3 separate regions of the Homo sapiens genome follow, and regions 2 and 3 are each linked to region 1. The links are chromatin loops, found by intact Hi-C in ENCODE. Cell type or tissue: Caco-2. All regions are shown on one strand. Each heading gives the region's core, and the rest is flanking DNA. Links, peaks and the distances in the headings are about the cores only.

Evidence for each region. Peaks named below come from ENCODE experiments on the same cell type or tissue, not always from the same donor. Only the 100,000 strongest peaks of a DNase experiment are listed, where the experiment ranks them.
Region 2: it touches region 1 in a loop (22-fold over the local background); 57 of 110 quality-filtered maps call a loop at or near these places.
Region 3: a loop joins it to region 1, with 6 times the contacts of the local background. A loop is called at or near these places in 14 of 110 quality-filtered maps.

What each region holds. Positions count from the first base shown.
Region 1 is chr9:32,524,596-32,529,262 of GRCh38, forward strand. RIGI (RNA sensor RIG-I) reads right to left here and starts at 1,601. Exons shown (of 18, transcript NM_014314.4): 1 at 1,466-1,601. The coding sequence starts at 1,571. RefSeq lists an enhancer at 1,502-1,751. In Caco-2, for the core only: a CTCF peak has its summit at 1,989 (motif pointing left); DNase peaks (open chromatin) are centred at 1,686 and 2,016; H3K4me3 peaks cover 1,455 bases.
Region 2 is chr9:32,375,857-32,380,523 of GRCh38, forward strand. No RefSeq gene overlaps it. Among named protein-coding and RNA genes, the nearest start is that of ACO1, 6.5 kb to the right of the region's middle. In Caco-2, for the core only: CTCF peaks have their summits at 2,850 (motif pointing right) and 3,594 (motif pointing right); DNase peaks (open chromatin) are centred at 2,855 and 3,625.
Region 3 is chr9:32,423,703-32,428,369 of GRCh38, forward strand. It overlaps ACO1 (aconitase 1), which reads left to right. Exons shown (of 21, transcript NM_002197.3): 10 at 847-963; 11 at 2,136-2,295; 12 at 3,599-3,734. Among named protein-coding and RNA genes, the nearest start is that of ACO1, 41 kb to the left of the region's middle. In Caco-2, for the core only: no CTCF peak of the experiment used is centred there; DNase peaks (open chromatin) are centred at 2,699, 3,016 and 3,669.

The sequences.
Region 1 (4,667 bases), core at 1,005-3,504:
GTTTTTTTTTTTTTTTTTTTTTTTTTTTTGGAGACAAGAGTCTCACGATGTCACCCAGGCTGAGTGCAGTGGTGCGATCTCACCATAACCTCTGCCTCCCTGGTTCAAGCGATTTTCATTCCTCAGCCTCCTGAGTAGCTGGGACTACAGGAGTGCACCACTACGCCTGGCTAATTTTGTATTTTTCGGTAGAGACGGGGTTTCACCATATTGGCCAAGCTGGTCTCGAACTCCTGACCTTGTGATCCACCCGCCTAGGCCTCCCAAAGTGCTGGCTGCAGGGAGCCGAAGGCCCTTGGGATGTGACCAACTCAGCATTCCGCTGGAGGCTATATGATCAAACAGCAAACTGTTTATCATGAATGCAGCACCTGGGCAAACTCACACTGCCTTGCCACCAAATGGTTTGCTGAGCGCCTCACTCCCTGGCGCCAGGCTCCTTGAAATTATTTATTGAGAAATCTAGCACCTATTGTTCAAAGAATGCAGTCTTGCAAGCCTGCTGTGAATCAAGCAGCCAGCCAACAAGCACCTCCCCTTCTCGCTATCTCTTTTGCCTAATAAGAAGGGCTGTGTAAAGCTCAGGGCCCTTGTCCACTAGAGGCAAGGTGCCCCCTGACCCCTTCTTCCAGATATACTCTTTTGTCTCTTGTCTTTTATTCCCGCGTTCGCCCCTCTTTGTTCAGTCCCCTAGGTCCGTGCGGGTTACATAGTGGCACCCCGAACAGCAACAGCATCGGGTGCTCTACAGCTGGGATTACAGCGTGAGGGACCACGCCCGGCCTCATCGATATCTTTTAAGTACCACCTCCTTTCACCTCTTTCCCAGAAGCCTCTGCTCATCTCCAGCACAAAGTAATTCGATACAAATTTACAAAATGGTCATTACCCAGGATCACCTGTCTCCGAAGTTAGATGGAAACACCTGTATTAAAGCCTAAAGCTATTCGGTCTGGAAAAGTCCGGCTCCTCTCCAGCTTCCACTTCTTTAGGCGTGCAAATAAGATTCGGCAGAGTAAGCATCAACTTCCTTTAAGCTCAGACCGCACTTTGTGCTCAGTACTGTAATTATCTGCCCTTTGTGTCCCATCCCTTGGACTGTAATGTATACTAAGGAAGAGCCCTTATCTTATTTCTCAATCTCTGTCAGTACCCAGCCAAGCACACAGTAGACTTTAATATTAGTGAAAATAAATGAAACAAAATTTCTTCCCCAGCTTTGAACCTAAATAGATGAGCACCCTTAAGCAAGTCACTTCACCTCGCTGGAACTCAGTTTCCCCACCTAGGCCTCCGAGGGCTCCTCAAACTCTGGCAACCTCTAGCCTAAAATGCTGCGGAGATCTTACCACAAACCTGGGGAGTCTGGCAGGCTCTCTGCATTGATTAAAAGAAGGGAACGAAGCAAGAGAAAAACAAGTCCTCAATTGTTTTCCGCCGAGAAGGCGCCGCTGGAGACACTCACCCTCCCTAAACCAGGGGGCCATGTAGCTCAGGATGTAGGTAGGGTCCAGGGTCTTCCGGATATAATCCTGGAAGGCTTGCAGGCTGCGTCGCTGCTCGGTGGTCATGCCGGCCTCTGCTTGCAGCTAGCTACGTTCCCCGCAGGCTGTGCCTCACTAGCTTTAAAGCCGGGTAGGAGGAGGGCGTGGCGAGCGGGGAAAGCAGGGATTTTCCGAGGAAATGAGGCCGGACGCGAGGCGGAGCTGCATAGGAACTTTAATAACTAAAGGGAAAATCGAAAGTGCAACTAGCGGCGGGCGGGGTTCGCGGAGGCTGTTTTGCCTCGGGCTAGTTTCGTTTCCCTCCGCACCGAGGAAGCCCGGGAACGGAGAGGACCCCTAGGAATTGCTTTTATTTTTATGATCTTATATTTTGTTTTGCTTTTATAGCGCTAACGTTTAGACACAGTAAAATGCACACAATCTGAGTGTGCAATTCGATGAGTTTTGTAAAGTGTACACCTGTGTACCCAGTTCTCCCACGTCGGCTGGGTGCCAGGGTAAGTCTATGTTTAGCTTTATAGGAAACCGCCACCTGTTGTCCAAAATGACTGATTACATCCAGTTTACATTCCCACCCGCAGTAGGAGAGCTCCAGTAGATAGACACATTGGTCAGCCTTTCTTTTTTTTTTTTAATTTTAACTTCCATCTTGGTCGGTGTGAAATGGTATATTATTGTGGTTTTAATTTTAATTTCCCATATAATTAATGGTGGGCACATTTGCATGTGCTTACTGGGTCATTCATATATCTTTTGTGAAGCATCTGCTCCAATCTTTTGCCTGACTTTGGAGTTTTTTGGTTTATGGATTTACAGGAGTTATTTATTCAGGATACAAAATTGTTAAATATATGTATTCGAAATATCTTCTTCCAGTCTGTGGCTTACCATTTCATTTTCTTAAAGGTGTCTTTTGAGGAGCAGACACTTATATTGATGCAATTTTCAGGTTTTTCTTCTGTTTGTTGTTTTTTGTGTCCTCTTTAATAAATCTTTGCCTACCCCAAGGTCATGAAAATATTGTTTCCTTTTAGATTTATATTTTTAGCCTTTACTTCTGGGTCTATTACTATCTCAAAATAATTTTGTTGTGGCGTGAGATGGGGGGTCCAGGTTCACTTTTTCCATATTTCTAATTGTTTCAGCACCGTTTGTTGAAAACTTTTCCTTTTGGCATTGGATAGCCTTGGGACCTTTGTAAAAAAACCAAGTCCATTGAATGTATATGTGTCTATTTCTGACTCTTGTTATATTCTACTTCCTACTACTTTGACAATACCATTGTCTCTAGGTTACTTTAGATTTCAACTAAGTCTCAAAATCAAGTACTACTAAGTTCTCCAAATTTGTTTTTCACTGTGAAGATATTAGCTATTTGAGATTCTTTGCATTCCTTTTTTTTTTTTTTTTTTAATTTCTTTTTTGAGACAAGGTCTCACTCTGTCTCCCAGGCTGGAGTGCAGTGGTGCAAACAGGGGTCACTGCAACCTTGAATCCCTGTGCATTTCCATATGAAATAAGAATCAACTTGTCAATTACCCCTTCCTTCCCCCAAAAAAAGTTTATGGGGATTTTGATCAAGATTGCATTGAACCTACAGATAAACTTGGGGAGAAGTGACATCTTAACAATATTGAGTCTTCTAATCCATAAGCATGGTATGCCTTTTCATTTACTTAGGTCTATAATTTCTCTCAGCAGTATTTTAGTTTTGTTTCATTTTATTTTACAGACGGAGTCTCACTATGTTGCCCAAGCTGGAGTGCAGTGGCTATTCACAGGCACAATTATAGTGTGCTACAGCCTTGAACTCTTGGGCTCAAGGGATCCACCTGGACTCAAGCAATCCTCCTACCTCAGCCATCCAGAGTAGCTGGGACTACAGGCACGGGCCATCACACCTGGCTATTCTGAACTATTTTATGTTATTTGATGCTACTGTCAATGGAATTGTTTTTAAGATTTCATTTTCAAATTGTCTGTTGCTACGGTATAGAAATACAAATGATTGGCTGGGTGTGGTGGCTCACACCTGTAATCCCAGCACTTTGGGAGGCTGAGGTGGGTGGATCACCTGAGGTCAGGAGTTCGAGACCAGCCTGGCCAACATGGTGAAACCTCATCTCTACTAAAAATACAAAAAATAGCCGGGCGTGGTGGTGGGCGCCTGTAATCCCATCTACTCGGGAGGCTGAGGCAGGAGAATCGCTTGAACCCAGGAAGCGGAGGGTGTGGTGAGCCGAGATTGCACCACTGCACTCCAGCCTGGGCGACAGAGTGAGACTCCATCTCACACACACACACAAAAAAAGAAATACAAGTGATTTTTGTTTTTTGACCTTAAAACATGCAACATTGCTAACTTCACTTATTTGTTCTAGTAATTGTTCTGTAAATTCCTCTAAGTTTTCTAGATAAATAATGATGTCATTTGTGAATACATACTTTAACTTCTTCCTTTCCAATCTTTATGCCTTTTATTTCCTTTCATTATAGTTTTTCTTTTTGAGACAGGGTCTCACTTTTGTCAACCAGGCTGCTGCAGCCTCCACCTCCCAGGCTCAAGGATCCTTCCACTGCAGCCTCCTGAGTAGCTAGGACCACAGGTGCACACCACTACACCCAGCTAATTTTTGTATTTTTTTGTAGAGATGGGGTTTCGCCCTGATGCCCAGGCTGGTCTCAAACTCCTGAACTCAAGCGATCGCCCATCTCGGCCTCTCAAAGTGCTGGGATTACAGACATGAGCCACCATGCCCAGCCAGTTTTACTTCTTTCTTTCCGGTCTTCATGCTTTTTGCCTCCTTTCTTTATTATGGTACCTCCTAGAGCCTCCTATAGAAAATAGAATAAAAGTGGTGACAGTTGACACCATTACTTTATTGCTAATTTCAGTGGGGAAATCATCAATGTAATAATAATCACTTTAAATAATATGGTAGCTGTAAATTTTTCTTAGATACCTTTTATCAGATTGATGAAGTTCTCTTTTATTCCTAGTTTGCTGAGTTTTTATAATGCATGGGTGTTGAATTTTTCAAATGTTTTTTCCTGCATTTATTGAGGTGATCATATATTCTGTTAACATACCAAATTTCACTGATCAATTTTTGAACGTTCACCCAACCTACCATTCCTGGGATAAATCTCATTTGGTTTTAG
Region 2 (4,667 bases), core at 1,329-3,828, 150 kb before region 1:
CTACTTGGGAGGCTGAGGCAGGAGAATCACTTGAACCCAGGAGGTGGAGGTTGCAGTGTGCCAAGATCGTGCCATTGCACTCCAGCCTGGGCGACAAGAATGAAACTCTGTCTCAAAAAAAAAAAAAAAAAAAGTCTCCAGACATTGTCACATGTCCCCTGGGTGGGAGGAGAGGACAAAATGACCCTGGTTGAAAAACACTGCCCTATAGAAATATGGACCAAGAAGTCTAACAGGCATAACAGGACTGTAACAATAGCTGCTGGAAGGGGGATGCAGATGAGGGGAGAAGATGGCTTTTCTTATCCTTTGTCTCTCCCAACCAGGCTCAGGGTAAATTCCCTTGCACCCTACAATCCTCAGTACCTTTAGATATCCTTGTGCCCAGCACCCTCTCCATTCATGAGACTGGGAAGGATTATGACTTGGGCACCTATATTCAACAGAGCTAAAAATATTTGAGTTCCTCCCCTCCTTTCAGTTCCCCCGCATACTCAGCATTTTCCTTAAAGCAGTTGAGGCTGGGGTACAGGGGAAAGGAAGGGTCAGGAAGTGCAGAGGGAAAGAGCAGTTTCAGGCCAGTAAGCCAGTTTGCATCAGCTTTCCATTTCAAGCAGCTACCAGCAGGTTGGGCTCATTCAAGTGAACATCTGGCTTTGGTCCACCTGAAGCTGTATCTACTTACAGATGACATCATTATTTAAGCTTTGGGGGGACTCCTTGACCAATCAGATACAGCCACTTTTGGCTTCCCCACTTTTGCGGCCTAATTGTCATATAAAGTCCCTTCTTCCTGTTCCTGAGGAGAGTGAGCACAATCAAAGTACCATTTGGGAAGATTGTTTCAACCTTGCCTCTTGCTTAGCCTGTAAACATTCATTAACAGGCAGGAGAGTGAGAGAAATGTACTTTCCCCCTTGCTCCCCACTTTGGTGAGGGCATTTGCTACTGGGTCCTACTAACACAGCCCATGGGGTCTTCCAGAAAGGCACACCTCAGCCAGCACCCTATCTTGTCACCCAAACTGTCAGGGTCTGGGATTTTACCCTATATACAAGCTAGTAACTTAGCCTGTTATTGCTTCATGGATGTTGGCAGAAGACATGAGGCTCTTGGGTCAGAGATAAAGTACTTCACTACATGCGTAACAAGTAGCATGAAAATAAGATTGCATTAGTTCCCCTTGCCACTAAATCCCACAGACGAAATAGGCAGGGGCCCAGATGGAATGCTTAGCATAGTGAATCTGCTTTGTAGATGAGGAAAAGTGAGATTGGAGAATCCACTGCTTTTATAGTAACAAAAAGACATGTCAACAAGAAATACCCAGAATGAATGACAGAGACTAAAGAATGGAAAACATAGGAGACATAAAGGTTATAGTAAGACAGTCTAACATATGTGAAATTATAATTCCAAAAGGAAAAGAGACAGAGAATAGGACAGAAGCAACATTTAAAAGACAATAATTAATTTTTTTGCAACAATGCTGAAATACATTAAGCTATAGATTCAGAAAGTCCTATGAATCTCAGAAAAGAATAAAAGTATAGAAAACTCAAACTGGTGAAAACAAAAGACAATAGAAGATTGTAAAAGTAGCCAGAGAAAAGAAACATTACTTTGAGAACAGGAAGATTTAGACTGACAATGAACTTTCCAACAAAAGCTAGCAAAGCCAGAAGACATGGCTTGATTTTTTTGTTGTTGTTTTTTTCAGGTAGAGTCTCATTCTGTCACTCAGGCGGAGTGCAAGTGGCAAGCAAGAACAGGGATCACTGCAGCCTCGATCTTCTAGGTTCAAGAGATTCTCTCACCTCAGCCTCCTGAGTAGCTGAGACTGTGCACATCCCACCACGCCTGGCTAATTTTTTAAAAAAAATTTTTAGAGATAGAGTCTCACCATGTTGCCCAGGCTTGCCTGGAACTCCTGGGCTCAAGTGATCTTCCCACCTCAGCTTCCCAAAGTGCTGGGATTATACACATGAGCCACCGTGACTGGCCTGGACTGATACTTTTAAATGCTGGAAAAAAATAACTGCCAATCCAATATTTAATATCCAGAAAAAATGTTATTCAACAAAGACAGTAGGCTGGGCACGGTGGCTCATGCCTATAATCCCAGCACTCTAGGAGGCTGAGGCCGGAGGATCGCTTGAGCTCAGGAGTTCCAGACCAGCCTGGACAATATAGTAAGACCCTGTCTCTATAAAAAAAATTAAAAATTATTCAGGCATGGTAGTGCATGCCTGTAGTCCCAGCTATTCAGGAGGCTGAGGTGGAAGGATTGCCTGACCCTGGGAAGTCAAGGTGGCAATGGACTGTGTTCGTGCCACTGCCTTACAGCCTGGGTGACAGAGTGAGGGCCCTAGCACTTTGGGAGGCCGAGGCAGGTGGATCACCTGAGGTCAGGAGTTCGAGACAGCCTGGCCAACACGGTGAAACCCCGTCTCCACTAAAAATACAAAAATTAGTTGGGCATGGTGGTGGGCGCCGATGGTCCCAGCTACTCGGGAGGCTGAGGCACGAGAATCACTTGAACCCAGAGGCAGAGGTTGCAGTTAGCCCAGATTGCACTCTTTTGCCTGGGCAACAGAGCGAGACTCGTCTCAAAAATAAATAAATAAAAAATAAAGACAGTAAAATAAAGACATTTCACAACAAATGAAGCCTGAGAATATTTATCACCAGTAGAAAATGTTTTCTTCTTAATACTTATTCTGTCTTTTCTTGAGACAAGGTCTCACTCTCTGTCACCCAATTATTGATTCTCCTAATGCTAACCATCCTCTCAGCTTTTTACGGCTAGCAATGTGTTTGCCACATACTCATCAACAGAGGGCAGTAGCTCACCATCATTGGTTTAGTTAGCCTGCATGGTACTTTCAAGGATGGACTTGTAACAGACAAATGTATCTTTCTGTGTCGTCTGTTGTCGTTTCCTCCCACCAAGTATGGGAGAAGGGAGGAGAGGAACTACTAAGAAGCAGTCAACAAAAATGGTAAAAGTATGCTTGAATCTAAACAAATATTGACCCTATAAACAGAAATAATAATGCCTTCAAGAGTTACAATGTGTGACTATAAAATACAAGATAACAATGGCATAGAAATCAAAAGGAGGGTACATGAAGTTAGAAGGTTGTAAGAACCTGGAATTATCTGGGGAAAAAAAGATAAAAAATAACAATTAACATTAGATTTTGATATGTGAAAGATGAATGCTGTACTATCGTGGGCAAACATTAAAATAATATCAGTAAAGCTGTGGGAAAATAATAAAACAATAAGTTCTCAGGTCCCTCAGAGTAAGAATTAATCATAGTCATTTTTGGACTCATCACACCAAGCTCTTAGCAGAGCCAGTTTGTGGACTGATTAAGTTTCTGCTCTCTAACTTCTAGGACAGTCAGTAAATGTGAAATTAAGGAACAAAAGGTAGCTTTCTTAATCCATTTATGTCTTCTTAATACTTATTCTCCGTCTCTCTTTGAGACAAGTTCTCACTCTGTCGCCCAATTGTTTTTTCTCTTAATGCTAACCATCCTCTCAGCTTTTTCTGTTTGACAATGTGTTTACCACACACTCATCAACAGAGGGCAGTAGCTCACCATCATCTGGTTAAGTTAATCTGCATGGTACTTTGAAGGATGAACTTGGAACAGACGAAATGTTTGCTGTTTCCTCCCACCAAGGATGGGGCAAGGGAGGAGGGAAAGAGGATTTTCCATTTTAAAAAGCACTTAGAGCCAGGCACAGTGGTTCACACCTGTAATCCCAGCACTTTGGGAGGTCGAGGCAGGAGGATTGCTTGAGCTCAGAAGTTTGAGACCAGCCTGGGCAACATGAGGAGATCCCACCTCTATAAAAAATTTTAAAATTAGCTGAGTGTGGTGGCACACACCTTTGGTCCCAGCTACTCAGGAGGCTGAGGTAGGAGGATTGCTTGAGCCCAGGAGGTCGAGGCTGCATTGAGCCGTGATCCTGCCACTGCACTCCAGCCTGGGCAACAGAGAAAAATCCTGTCTCAAGAAGAAAATTTAAAAAGCACTTAAACTGACATGTGGAAGTAATCTCATCATAAACTGGAATTAGAAATGAGTCAAATTAGTGACAAATTTTTATTTTTACTCTCATTTGTCAACATTACCAAATTATTTTCTTGAAAAAAATGTTTTATTTTGTGTATACCTAAATAATTTAAAGGACCAATCCTGCAGAGTACTTCCCTCTCCCTTCTGAAAAATATATAACACAAAGTACTCAAAAAGTATCCAGCAAATTAACACATGTGAAAGATGGTACTAGACACCTAGGAATTATGTACCAATCCTGGAATTCATACTCAAGCTGCCCCTGATTTCCAACACCTCCATCCCCCAGAATGAGGACTCTCTTTACCCAGGTGTCCCTACATTACATGGCTGCAGCAGGGATCTCTGTGCTATCATCAGGGAGAACAAGCCCTGGAAATACGTGAATAAGGAATTCCAGCCTATATGGTGATAGAACAAATCTTTTCTCTAGAACATTTAAGTCCCTCTTCTGCAAAGAACAAATAATTTACAGCTTCAGGGTATCTGATGATTTTGTTGCATAATGCTTAAAAGCACAAGCTATGGAGTGAGGCCAGCCTTCTCTAAAACCCCAGGATCACCCTTTAAGTT
Region 3 (4,667 bases), core at 1,329-3,828, 100 kb before region 1:
AGACTTTGCTAAAGGAATAAGAATGATACAATGGACTTTGGGGACTCAGGGCAAAGGGTGGGAGGGAGGTGAAGGATAAAAGATTACAAATTTGGGTACAGTGTACACTGCTCAGGTGATGGATGCACCAAAACCTCAGAAATCACCGCTAAAGAACTTATTCATGTAACCAAACACCACCTGTTCCCCAAAAATCTATTGAAATATAAAGAAAAATAAAGAGACTTCACTAGTGGAACAAGAGCTGTTTAAAGGCTAAACCATCATTATTACAGACCTAGAAAGAAGTGAAGGTACAAACATGTCAGTAAACTGAATCCACGTTTTTCTAGACAACAAGGTAAACTAGCCCTGCGACCCATGTTTGGTTTCTTAATACATTGAGGAGGGGAAATGTTCAGTTAGACTAAGGCCCGTTTCCTGGTGTTGATAACTTAACGGCTGCATCCCTCCGAAATCACCTTAGAAGTGTAATGGTTTATGTATGATTTCAATAGAAAACCCACCTTCGGCCTAACTTAGCCATATAAAACGCGATGAGCTGCCTCCAAGGATGGGCGAGTGGAGGACACTGAGCATCTGCAGCACCCACCCTGTTCTTTCTGAGAGGTGGCAAGGCTGCCTGCCTGTCTCCTGCTACTTAAGTGCCCATGATGATCTTGGGAAATTAATCACTTAAGATTAATTAAGAGGATTAAGAGAAACACTGGCTTCCTTGTTTTGGAATGTGGTAGTTTATTTGCTTATTTTTATGGTTGTCATGTTTTAAATTCTCTGACATGCTTTGGGTTTCCTCTTTGTGGGTATAATGTAAATTCTATAATTTCTTTTCTTTGGGGTCAACAGGTTGTGGAATTAGATTTGAAAACAGTAGTGCCTTGCTGTAGTGGACCCAAAAGGCCTCAGGACAAAGTTGCTGTGTCCGACATGAAAAAGGACTTTGAGAGCTGCCTTGGAGCCAAGGTAGGGGCCTGCGGGAAGAGGTTGAATCCTCTCAACTCTACCTCTTGCCTGGTTACTCAGCGTCCAGGCTTTCATCCCACTTGACATGAATCTTCCTGTAGCCTGAAGCTTGAGGGTGTTTATTCTTCCTTCTGAAGTCCTTAATGACTTCCTCCATTAGTCACGAGCCAAGCGGCAAGAGCCATCATAGACACAACTCAACCCACCTTTTTAAGCATGTCTGCTTTTCACAGGACCCTCACCACACTGTTTACTCACCCGAGGTTTTCTAGCTGTTGCACCTTTGTGCATGCCCCTCCCTGCCTGAAAGTCTCTTCTCCAACTCATATTACTCTGTTCTGTGAACTCCATAAGACTTGGTTCAGATACCAGCTACTCTGCATTGGGTTCTCAGAATCTCATAGCAGAAAGTCCCCTTTCCCTTATTGGACACTTCATGGTGCTTGGGCTGAAATACTTCGATAGCATTCCATATTCTTTAACTTACATTGTTGGTACTTTATTTGCATGTATGATTTCTGTTGCTAGACTGTACGTGTGAGAATAGGATTTGTGTCTGAATCACCTTGGGAGCCCGCAAGGTACCTAGCACAGTATCTTACATGCGGTAGATTTTCAATGAACATTTCCCAAAAGAATGATTAAGATGTATGATGGATTTTATCTGTGAGACACCAGTATTATGCCAAATATTCAGCTGTACTTTGTTTGCGTTGTTGATCATGATTAATTGAGTCTGGTCAAAATAGCGCCTTTTTCTAAATTTCCATAAGGTTAGAATCCATAGTCTTAATCAGTCCATATCCATTAAACTGTACAATAATGTCATTGAGTTCAATTTAGACTAACTTTAAATTTGTAGTTTTAGCATTTACATTTTTGAGGTGGGAAGGAAGTAATTGTTACTAATTTCAGTGCAGAGTAAGACTCAGATATCATGACTGCTTTTTGTAAAGATTTCAAACGAGTAATTTTTCTGTAGCATTTCAGAGTTTACTTGCAGAGATACTTATGCTTTTGTTAAGAATTGGCCTTTAAAATTATAGTTACCAAAGTATTCCTTCTTCTCAAGTGAGAACTGTTGACTATATGTATGTATTTTCCTCTAGCCAGATACATGTATATCTTATATAAATATATTCCTATATAATATACATTTTTTCTTCCTTTAGCAAGGATTTAAAGGATTCCAAGTTGCTCCTGAACATCATAATGACCATAAGACCTTTATCTATGATAACACTGAATTCACCCTTGCTCATGGTTCTGTGGTCATTGCTGCCATTACTAGCTGCACAAACACCAGTAATCCGTCTGTGATGTTAGGGGCAGGTAAGTGCATTTGACTCCATCCTCATGGTCATACATGTGTGTAGGTGGAAATAGCCCGAGACAGGGCCCAGGGCCTTGGCGGAGTTGTACATGTAGTTCCCTGAACCTCGTCTTTTCCAGATACAGATATTTATTGGCCCATAAATATCTACACAATAAATAGTATCCAAAGCAAAGTTTTTAAAATCGAATGCACACTGCATAATAGTCTCTCTTGAGAATTAACACAGAAAATAAGTAGAGGAAAGCAAAGGAAGCTGGATTTCTGGGAAAGCCTACATTCTTGTGTCAGACTTTGGAAGAAAAATAAAGTGTTACCACAGACTTTGTTCTCCGTGAAACCCCTGAGCAGCAGGATTGAGTTCTGACGTGAATGCTGGGAGGTGTTTCTCAGTGAGGGCACAGGGCACTGGCTGATAAAACCTGGGGCCACTGGCCTGTTTCGCAATTCTGGTTGAGTTGTTAATATTTACATATGTGGTTTCCCTACTATAAGGTCTCTTTAGTTTCCAAGTTTTTAGTCATCCCCAAAGCTCCTCTTATATCCATCCACAGACCAGACAGTGTCAGCAGTTCCTTTCTATGAAGCAGACACGGGCATTAGGAAAGCCTTCTTTGCCTGAGTCCGTGTATTGCCACCTAAGCTTTCCTTGTCTGGTCTGGAGCAAACCAGTCTTCTGTAGACAAGTTACCAGCTTGTCTGTGGCTTTTTGTCCCCTCATGTCCCCACCCCCACTGCTCATGTTTTTGCTACTTCTGTGATACTTCCTAAGACAGAGCACCCAGTGTTCCAGTAGCAGTCTCTGTATCTGCCAAAGTCCAGCAGATCCTCCACTTCAAGATATATCTGAACACTCGATTTTTACTTCTTGGCTGACCGTTCCTTGCCAGCCAGCACACAGCTGATATAGTTTCAGAAAGGGCTCCTTCAATGATGATTTTCATCCAAATAAAACATAATTAGAAAGATGATTTTCCCTCTAAAAAAAAAATTAAAAACTCATTTTGTAATATATTCCTAAATGGTTTTACATTTATCTCTTTAAAAAAAAAGTAAGCAAATCTCTTTCTTCATTTCCTTGCCTAGCTTTGAGTTTACTGCATATATCTAAATGACCGTTGGCCAGGGAGCCTTTAGATTTCTGTTTGGCAGCAGAAACAGCAGATAGCGCCAACATGAAGGGAGCGTGGTCAGGTGGTGGCAGGAAATGCAGACTGAAGAAAATCAGGCTCTTTTCTGAAGTGTGCCTGGCACCTAGAGCAGGCAGCCTCCCACACTGCATCTGTGTTTACCATTTCACAGGATTGTTAGCAAAGAAAGCTGTGGATGCTGGCCTGAACGTGATGCCTTACATCAAAACTAGCCTGTCTCCTGGGAGTGGCGTGGTCACCTACTACCTACAAGAAAGCGGAGTCATGCCTTATCTGTCTCAGCTTGGGTGAGGGAGAGTTTTCTTTTGCACCATTGCTTTTGTTGAATTGTATCCCTCATGTATCTTGCTGTGTCACCTTGTAACAGATGTGAGATTATCTGATGATATCTAATTGCATAGTCGTTTATCAGTTGGTAGTTAGACTTAAACCCTTACATTCCATCTAAAGAGAGCCCTCTTGCCCTCTAGGGCACCTACCATGAATGGAGTTTGCAGGACTGGAAGTTGCTTTGGTTGAGTCAGTGAATGAGTGGAGAGTGAATGTGAAGGCCTAGGACATTACCACACACTACTGTTGACTTTATAAACACTGGACACTTAGGCCACACTAACTTAATAAAAAAAAGTTTCTTTCTTCAATAATGTAAACCGTAGCTTACTTTTATTTTACAAACTTTTAAGTTTATTGAAACTCTTGACTCTTAAAACACTTAGCTTAAAACAAACATATTGTATAGCTGTTCCAAAATATTTTCTTTATATCTTTATTTCATAAGTTTTTTCCTATTTTTGAAGTTTTTATTTTTTTACTTTTTAAACTTTTTTGTTAAAAACCAAGACAGGCTGGACCCAGTAGCTCACACCTGTAATATCAGTGCTTTGGGAGGCCAGGGCAAGAGGATTGCTTCAAGCCAGGAGTTTGAAACTAGCCAGGGCAACATAGTGGGACCCCTGTTTCTACAAAAAAAAAAAATGTAAAACAATTAGCCAGGCATGGTGGTGCATGCCTGTAGTCCCAGCTTCTCGGGAGGCTGAGGCTGCAGGATGGCTTGAGCCCAGGAGTTTGAGGTTGCAGTGAGCTATGATCACGCCACTGTACTCCAGTTTGGGTGACAGCAAGACCCTGTCTCAAAAAAAAAAAAAAAAAACCTAAGAGATAAACACACACTTTAGGCCTACACCGGGTCAGGATTGTCAGTATTACTGTCTTCTACCTCC